2 separate regions of the Homo sapiens genome follow, and region 2 is linked to region 1. A link is a loop called in an ENCODE intact Hi-C map of the cell type or tissue named here. Cell type or tissue: CD4-positive, alpha-beta T cell. All regions are shown on one strand.

Region 1 (5,000 bases):
ATGTACACATTCAATTTAATAAAACAGACTTTATATTAGAAACAAATTCAGAAAACAATATTTTGCTATTTTGAAACTTTTTAAAAGGCTAGTCCTCCCCTATGTAAATAATTCTTCTTATCCATGATTATTAGAAGTATTTTATATTGAGTAGTCCAGTGAGGATTTTTGTTGGTCCCCTTAGGATCCCAATCATCCCAGTTGCTCCTTTGCTCCTAAAGTGCATGAATCTACCCTCACCTCAGATGATGGGCTCACAGTTTCTTCCACCAGCTGTCATCAGAAAGCCAATTAAACTGTTGTGTTAAATAACATAATTGCATATTCCAACCATCTTTCAAGTTGCTCTAAATTCTTCCTTGGATCAAAGAACTGGACTAACAAAAACCTACATAGTTGAACTGCATGAACTTTATCCTTCATGGAGTTTGCATCACTGAATTGTCCACTGGTGGTAAGATGGGCTTTTCCAAAAGATCAAACAGAAAACAATACATTAATATTTTTGCTTCAGCAATCGAGTGTTGAAACCATAATGTGTATTTATTGTAATATGCTCTCTGTAAATCCTCTTGTAAGAAATCCCATTAAGAAATTATTGTTAAGAAAAATGTTGCTTTATCTGAATAATTGGCATACTTTTCCCATATAGATACTGAGAAATGATATGACTGAATATATTCTTCTTTTAAATTGGCTGCCATGAATCTTAAAGCCAAATTTGAAGCTTAAATTTGAAAGCTCAAATATACAAAGATACCTCTCTCTCATATTGACTCACACAGATATACATAAATTCACACATATTGACTCTAGTCTTTTCTTTTTTTAACTCTTATATACTAAGAAAAATATCCTGATTATTTTCTACTATCATTTTTTTTAAGTTTTAAAAATAATTCACCTCAATTATTTTGTGGGACAAAAAAAGGATTTCCTACTTCTACTACTGTCAGTACTAATAATATCCAGCAACTATTAATGAGAATTACTTTGAGCTCAATTGCTAGGACTATTTCTCCATTAAAAATGAAGTCATTAAAGTTCAAGAGGTTAAATAACTGATTCACAGTGTCACCACTAGTAAATGTCAGACTCAAGTTTTGAAGCTAGGTCTTAGGTCCGAATTTAATCTTATATATTTAACCACTGTGGAATGTTATAAATAACAAACATACAATTTACTAATTTCTCTAACAGAAATTAGTAAAAAAATTATCTAATAGAAATTTTAACAGTATACTGATTTGAAATCATGAACCATTGTTATGTGTCAATCTTTATTTTCCATTTTTAGTGATATTTGTATCTCACAAATAGAGCTTAATACTCACTCTGTTGATTACAGGCTGATATATTAGGTTAAGCAAAATACTTTTGCACCAATCTAATAGTTTGGATGTCCCATCCAAATTTCATGTTAAGATGTAATACCCAGTGCTGGAGGTGGGGCCTGGTGGGATGGGTTTGGGTCATGGGGGCAGATCCTTCATGGCTTGATTCTGTCCTCATGATAGTGAGTGAGTTCTCATGAGATCTAGTTGTTATAAAATATGGCACTGCTCCACCCAACTCTTGCTCCTGCTTTCATTATGTGACATATCTGTTCCCACTTTACCTTCTACCATGAGTAAAATTTCTCTGAGGCCTCCCCAGAAGCCAAACAGATGCTGGTGGTATGCTTCCTGTACAGTCTGCAGAACCATGAACCAATTAAACCTCTTTTCTTATAAATTGCCAGTCTCAGGTATTTCTTTATAGCAATGCAAGAACAGCCTAATACAGAGGCCATTCCTTCTATCTTTGTACCGCACACCATAACAATTCAGGGGCTTATACACAGTTATAAGGCAGAAAATTATCAAAAAGTTTTTAACTTAACAAAAACAACCAAAAACTTATCAATTAAACATAAAGAAACTATTCTTGTGTTACTTAACTTAGAGACTGAAACTTAATACTACTCTGCTTCACTATTGGCTTCCTTGGTCACTAGCAAACTCATACTGCATTAGATTCCAAAATCAAATGCCTGAAAGATATGTTAGAAGTTATGTTTTGTGTGTCTGCCTCACTTGATTTCCCTCAAATCCTAGCACCTAATTCTAAGCCCCCATGTACAAGAAGTGTACTCTATTATATCAGTCTTAACATAAAGGTAGTTTCCTTGCAATAGTCTTCCTTTGAAAAATGGATCTGAGAATGACAAGTAGAAGGTGGCTGCCTACATTTCCTGCTAGTGGTAAGCATAATTTAGATTGTAGATTCTTGGAAGACTGCCATGTAGACAGGTGGTTTTCTACATTTTTATTCAGCGCTCATATTTCTAAGTGCTGAGAAACCACAGTTATAGATGGTATAAAATACATGGCTAGATATTCAAGGAATTAGTTTAAGTCAAATATTCATCAATTCTATCTTCTAACATTTGCTCTCTGGAGTCAGGAACTAAATATTCAGATGCCCTAGTCTATCAAATCGTGGCATGTTAGACCTCAAAGCTTTGTATGGAATTTTCTATAAGTGCTGTTTCTCATTCCCATAGGGAAGTGAAAGCTATCCTTTAAATATAAAGACTGTCAAATTAGACCAGCTTTCTCAACTTATTTATTAGCAAAAGTGAAACAACAAAAAACAGTGTTTAAGCTTGTCTGTATTACATACACAATCCAAAAATGTACTTTATTCATTTACATGCATCACTTGATAGACAAAGTTAATAATCTTTAACAATTACTTTTATTGTTATAAAAGCAAATTGAAGTTATGCAAGGTTCTGTATATGCTTTATTTTACAAGTCAGAAATCAATATTATTATATAGATCACTATCAAAGCAGGCTTCTTTCTTGGCCTCCAAATCTAATCAATTACAAGCAAACTTCCTAACAATTTCTCAAACCCGTCCTTTTCTCCTCATCACCACTGACATGGCTTTTGTTCAGGCAACCATAATTTCTGGTCTGATTAATTACCGTTGTCCTAACCGGGCCAAGTTTATCCTCTTTTGATCTATGCCTCACATTACCACCAGGGTGTTATTTCTAAGAGTCAGTGCCAATTTTGCCACTCCGTTGTTTAGAATCCTTTAATAACACCCAAAAGACTATAAAGGATAAATCCTGACTGCTTATTATGTCACACAAGGCCATTTTAAATCTGGTATCTACTACTCATCCAGCCTCATCTCCTATCACTCACTCCCACTCCTTCATCCTAGGAATTCGCAAAATGCTTTGCATATAGTTGACAATCAGTATGTAGAATTAATGATTGAATTGTTTTAAGACATTGATACACAGAAAGGTTAAGTGACTTGTTCACTATCAATACAAGCTGCTATGGCTACTAATCCATTTTTTGCCACTTTATAAATCCACCAAATAATAAAAGAGGTAAGCAATTGCCTTGCTCTCTACATGATACATCCATTAGAGCACACTTAAAGTATTGAGTGTTCAGCCCTGAGTAAAATTTTTTCTCCCTTAAATAATACAGATTATAAAAATTGGATAAAAATGGGGTCAGTCTCTGTACCAAGTTAAGAAATTGCTCCTGTATTCATATTCTTCATTAATACCTTCTCCGAGTCTGGTCCTTCACTATATAGGCACATCTATTCAAACCACATGCTGTCAGTTGCCTTGCATATGCTTCCCCTATGGGCTATTTCAAGGGAATTACCAGCTTTCAAGCGAGGTCTTGGAGTAATGTGTAGGCTTCAAGCAACTGTGTGCTATTTTACCGTTATCCCTTATGTCTTTGACAATTTGCAATTTTATAAATCACAACATAAACATAATTTTAAAATAATTTTAGTCATATGTTTCAACTCTCATAGGAAATTGTGCTATGCTTAATGTATTTAATAAATCATTAAATAAACCAAATGAAAGTAGAATGTGATATAAAGAGACATGAAAGGCTTTCCCTGGATGAAATTTAACTTTACAAATGAGTCAAGAGACTTGACCAAGGGTAAGGCAGCCAGAATGTCTCAAGGGGGAAAAAACGGCAATATACAAACAATTGCATATGATTCCATGTTAAAATAACTCCTGCCTTTTCTCCCTGTCATATGGATGCAACTATTTTCTCTTATAAGTTTATGTATCGTTCACTCTGAACCTTAAAACTTTTTCATGTTACCCTTTGACAAGGCTCATCATAGAACGATATTTCAGGCCCATGGAAGTTTTAAACAGTGAATTATGATTCTTTCTTTCTGAAATCTTTAAATCTCTCTTTGCTTTTCTTCTGTTCTTGCTGGCCTCCCCAATATTTTATACATGTACAATAAATTATATGTGATCTCTGCCCTTGATATTCAGTGCCAAATGTGATGGAAACTAAGGCTTGTACCATTCTCTTCACTCTTGAATCTCCAATTCTGGTTTGGTAAAAGTCAAGGGTATCATTAATTATTTAATAAATGTTATGAGCATCCTTAACAATACAAGTTTCAATTAATTTTATTAAAAAGCATATACTATGCAGCACTTTATGGTAGAAACAAAGTTACTATGAATAAAATAATTTAATCATACAGACAAAGAAGATTCAACTATTTTCTCTCTCTTACATCCTTAAGTGATGTCATATTGATGAATTGTTGGGTGAACAATAATTTCTAACTAGGAAAGAGAACATAGAGAAAGATTTTAATTTCCCCGATTTACTTTTTAAGGCAAGATTTTGCTATTTGGCTTGTATTTGGAATTACAAGACCGAGGCCTAGCTCAAATGTAAACTAATTTTTAGAAAGCTGCCTAATCTCCCCTAACCTTCAATTTCTTAACCTGGAAATTAAAAGGGTTGGATTGGATCATTTAATCTCTAAATGCTCCCCAAAGCCCCTTCTACTTACAGCATTCTGCAATTTCATTTTGCTTTTTGTACATAATTTCTCACTCCCACTGTGATATTTTTCATATATCAGAAATGTCTTATTTATTTTGTTTATGGTTCAATGTTAAAATAAATCTTTTATTTGCATAAACA
Region 2 (5,000 bases), 140 kb after region 1:
TGGCTTGTATGTTTTCTAACTCAAGAGTAATAGGAAAACATGCCATATTTTATGTTATAATTATAGCAACATGGCAGAGTCAGGCCACCACAGGAAACTTGGGTATCCATGCCTGGTGATCAGCATAATAATACGTACTTTTGACAGTTTTTCACACAGATGGTGAGGAAACCAGTCATGGCCAACAACTAAGTACCACCATTCTATGTAATGCTTAACCTCAGCCCTCAGTAACGTCATTGGGACACCCATTCTCAAAACCTCTGCCATTTAAAGCACTACAAAGGGCTGAGAATAAAAATAAAGACAGCTAACAAAGTACACCCACAACATAACAACCATGCTGATCTCACCAAACTTATGTGCAATTATCTGGTTCTTCTAGATCTACACTTCCTGAGTCATTCATTTTGTGACTATGCTGGTATTTGGAAACAAGGTAAAAGAATTGTTAATTTGTGAGCTCTTGTATAAACGATAAATATGATTGAGAAACCATGTAACAGTAGTGTAAAGCTTCACAAATCCACCATACATAAGATGCTGTGGCTGCACTACAGCAATGGTAGGTAGTAAGAGATGACAACTTGCTAGCAGCCCTCGCTTGCTCTCCATGCCTCCTCGGCCTGGGTGTCCACTCTGGCCACACTGGAGGAGCCCTTTAGCCCACCACTGCGCTGTGGGGGCCCCTCTCTGGGGCTGGCCAAGGCCGGAGCCGGCTCCCTCTGCTCGTAGGGAGGTGTGGAGGAAGAGGCGCCCGTGGCAGCCGGGGCTGCGCAAGGCGCTCGCAGGCAGGTGCGGGTTTGGGGTGGGCGCGGGCTCCGCAGCCCCTGCACTCAGCTCGGCCTGCGGGCGCCTGCTGCGCTTGATCGTGGGAGGAGCTCCCTCTGGGCTGCCAGAGTGCCCTGGCTATGTACCCCAAAGTCCCGTGGGTAGTGCCATTGAGAGATGAAGCCGGCTGGGCTTTTGGGTCAGGTGGGGGCTTGGAGAACTTTTCTGTCTAGCTAAAGGATTGTAAATGCACCAATCAACACTCTGCGTCTAGCTAAAGGTTTGTAAACGCACCAGTCAGCGCTCTGTGTCTAACTAATCGGGTAGGGGACTTGGAGAACTTTTGTGTCTAGCTAAAGGATTGTAAATGCACCAATCAGCGCTCTGTCAAAACGGACCAATCAGCACTCTGTAAAACGGACCAATCAGCTCTCTGTAAAGTGGACCAATCAGTAGGATGTGGGTGGGGCCAGATAAGGGAATAAAAGCAGGCCACCCAAACCCTCTCCGGCAACCTGCTTGGGTCTTCTTCCACTTTGTGGAAGCTTTGTTCTTTTGCTTTTCATAATAACTCTTGCTGTTGCTCACTTTTTAGGTTTGTGCTGCTTTTATGAGCTGTAACACTCACTGTGAAAGTCTGCAGCTTTACTACTGAAGCCAGCAAGACCACGAACCCACAGGGAGGGACAGACAACTGGGAATGGGAAGAAGGAACAACTCTGGGTGCTTTGTGAACTGTCACTGTCACACTCACGGCGAAAGTTTGCAGCTTCACTCCTGAGGCCAGTGAGACAACAAACCCCACCGGAGGGAACAAACAACTCCAGATGCGCCACCTTTAGGAGCTGTAACACTCACCGCAAAGGTCTGCAGCTTCACTCCTGAAGCCAGTGAGACTATGAGCCCAACAAAAGGAAGAAACTCCGGACACATCTGAACATCTGAAGGAACAAACGCTGGACACACCATCTTTAGGAACTGTAACACTCACCACAAGGGTCTATGGCTTCATTTTTGAAGTCAGCGAGACCAAGAACCCACCAATTTCGAACACAGTAGGGCTGGAATTGCGAGCTATACTTTCTGTCACTTAGCAGCGAAGAGCCTGTCCTAAGACTAGTAAGTAGCAGGACTAGGACTCCCTCCCAGGTCTCTGAGCTCATGTTCACTGCTATTATCTGTCACGTGTTCAGCGTCAGGGTTTTTTCTCTTTTCCCAAGTAGCAAAGGCTTTTCACAATTGTGTTGCAAAGACCACACCAGAAACAAGACATACAATACTTGATAACATTTTCTGCTTCACCGATGGAGGACTACAACAACATGTGAGGTTTTCTGGCCTTTAATTTCTTTGAAAAGGTCAAAACTGTTAAAAAGGAACTACTTACTGTATTTTGCTAAAAAACATAAACATTGCAACATTTCAGCTTTCAACTTAGAACATAGGAACATTGCCTCCTGCGATTTTGATTTTAGATAACCAACTGCAAATTCTGATACAACTCCTGGCTGACCTTATCAGTTTATATCTAGGGATGTTCTAATTAAAAATAAAATTGAATTCATTTCTTTATCATACTTTTATACAACCATAGATTTCCCAACTTCCTACCACAGTAGGAGGCACTGTGGCAACGTATCAATATAAACACAGTATGGAAAATTCTAAACCAAACCTGATGGGAAATGCACATGATACTATTATTTGGGCTATGAAAAAAAAAAAAACAACCTTGAGGAAGTCTTTTCTGATTTTATTTTCACTGCACTTTGCTATATGCTGGTAGAGTTTCAGTACATGTGAGCGCTGAGGCCCTCAAAGTAAAAATATGGAGGTCTTGAGGTCAGACCAGCTACCCTGCTGTCATTCATTTCCTGTGCTAAGGTTACACTGAAGATAGTTTTAAAGCTTTGATGTAAACAGAGCAAGATTAAAAAGAAAACTTGAAGAAAACAAACTTTCAGGAAAATAAAGGCCATAATTATTACATTAAAAACTCTGCCCTTTGTGCCTTAATATGACATATCACAAAAATGCCATTTTAATTGTTTTACCATATATTTAAATGTTTTGTATTTGTTGTTATTCCCAGCAGCTAACAATAAGAAAATAGCAACATTAAGGTCAGTTTATTGTTTACTAGAAATCATGATTCTAATGAGCTCTGAAGAAAATGTTAATCATAATTCTTTTGCAGTCTTGTAAAATAAATACTAATGCTTATGTATAAAGTATATATGAAGAAAATATGTATATGTGTGTGTATCTTGAATGGTGATTCTCTTTTTAAAATGATTTCATTTTTCTCTTTTCCATAGGAAAAACTGTTTAATCAATTTTACTAAAATTTCACAGCAGAACTCAAAACACATTGCAACAAAATATTTCAGCATATGCTGAGTAGTGCTCAGACCCTTTATATGCAGATATGTATTCCAGAAGAAGATGGCTCTATAAGTTTCATGCATTTAAAGGGCTTTGTCATAGAAAAGCCTTCGTGCTGGACCAAAGTCAGAGAATCTATAGGCTAGCCCTAACTTAGCCGTCTACTGTATGCTTGAGAGCTCTAACACTCACCTTCATATTATTAAAATGGATATAATTATGAAGTATTCAGAAGAATTAAATCCACTATATAAGTAAAAGCACTTAATAAACTGTAGAATAATAACACAAATGTAACATTCATATTATTAATACTACCTGGACTTTAATGCCAAGGTCAGTATTAAGATTCCAGTATATAGATGGAAATAACTCAAAAAAATCTTAAGTTAATTGTAAGAATAAGATAGGTTATCATTTTAATTTTTCTTTCATTATATTTTTGGAATTATAATGAAGATGATATTTTGAGGAGAGCAAAAAGTCTGCACTTATTCTTAAAGATAAGTGTTCCTCTCATACTTCTACTTATGACAAAACAAATTGTTCATTTCCTACTCCCACTTCCTAGACAAAACTCAAAAATGTTAATTTTTTAAAGAAGGCAGTGCAGCAACTCGATTTTAGAATCCTGTGAATCCTCAAATCCACCAATTACCTCTGTGACCACGAGTAAGTTACCTAACCTGTTTCAGTTTCTTCTTCTATGAAATGTAGATGACAATACTACGAACATCTCAGAAGACTGCTGAGAATATAAATGAGTTACACAGGTTTAGAACTTAGCATGTCTAACACAGAGTAATAACTCAATAAATGTTGTTACAGTATGACTACATATTTCCTCACATTGGCATTTTGGACATGCTGATCAACTCCCAATCTCTATTTGTGAAGACCAAAAAGGTTAGCATCCATCCCAGATTCGTCTTCTTTCATGTGTCAAGACACTTTCCATGTAGAGTCCATTCAGATGAAATTACAGCAATCCCCTCTTTCAAGTTCAATTTGTTTGCCAAAATCATCTGATCCAAGAAAACTCTAATACAATTAGGTAGCTTAATGGCCATAATTTCTAGTCTTAAATAATCACAGTAGACTTAGTAAAGATTTATTTCAAATTCTTGCCATATGATTTCATTTTTTTTCATTTATCTGAAGAAAAAAAGGTGTTTATAGAGCTGCTACCACATTGCAGGCATTATTTTAGGTGGTGGGATACAAAGTTAAGCAAAATCAAACAAACAAAAACTGAAAAACATAATCCCTGCCTTTGTGTAATAAGAAAGATAAATATTAAAGTAATTACACAAAATAAATGTAAATTTTCATCTATATTAAGTGATATAAAGGAGAAAAAGCCAGTGCTATGGGAATATAATTCTGTGGGAAAAAAACAAATTATGTTGGAGAGGGAAAGCTTCTCTGTGGAAGTGATAACTTAGTTAGTATTTGAAGAAACCATGAAACTAACAGAGTGAAAGCTACGAACAATCATGTTTAAAGTACAAGGAGCTACGTGTGGGTAACAGGGAGCATGGGGCTTTCAGGGCATGAAAAAGGGAAAGTGAGACTGGAGCTCAGAAAAGGGAAAGCATGGAGTGAATGAGATGAGGCTGGAAAAGGAAGCCAAGCCTTGTAAGCCATATTGAAGAGTTTGTCTTCTTTTCCTAAGGACAAAGGAACACCATTAAAGAATTTTAAGCATAGGTATATAGAAGAGAAGAAGGGGTTAATATAATCAAATATGAATTGTTCATGCAAACAACAATTTAGAGGGCGTCAGAGTACCTATGGAGAAACAAGCTGGGAGGTTGTTGCTGGAATTCAAGAAAGAGAAAGTG

Evidence for each region. A loop is a pair of places that touch in the nucleus more often than their neighbours do. Peaks named below come from ENCODE experiments on the same cell type or tissue, not always from the same donor. Only the 100,000 strongest peaks of a DNase experiment are listed, where the experiment ranks them.
Region 2: a loop joins it to region 1, with 2.1 times the contacts of the local background. A loop is called at or near these places in 2 of 110 quality-filtered maps.

Annotation. Positions count from the first base shown.
Region 1 is chr2:181,278,641-181,283,640 of GRCh38, reverse strand. All of the region lies in intron 3 of LINC01934 (long intergenic non-protein coding RNA 1934), which reads right to left. Among named protein-coding and RNA genes, the nearest start is that of MIR4437, 25 kb to the left of the region's middle. In CD4-positive, alpha-beta T cell, no CTCF peak of the experiment used is centred here; a DNase peak (open chromatin) is centred at 2,250; H3K27ac peaks cover 1,085 bases.
Region 2 is chr2:181,141,598-181,146,597 of GRCh38, reverse strand. All of the region lies in intron 1 of LINC01934 (long intergenic non-protein coding RNA 1934), which reads right to left. Among named protein-coding and RNA genes, the nearest start is that of LINC01934, 20 kb to the right of the region's middle. In CD4-positive, alpha-beta T cell, no CTCF peak of the experiment used is centred here; DNase peaks (open chromatin) are centred at 2,617 and 3,837; H3K4me3 peaks cover 1,245 bases; H3K27ac peaks cover 3,139 bases.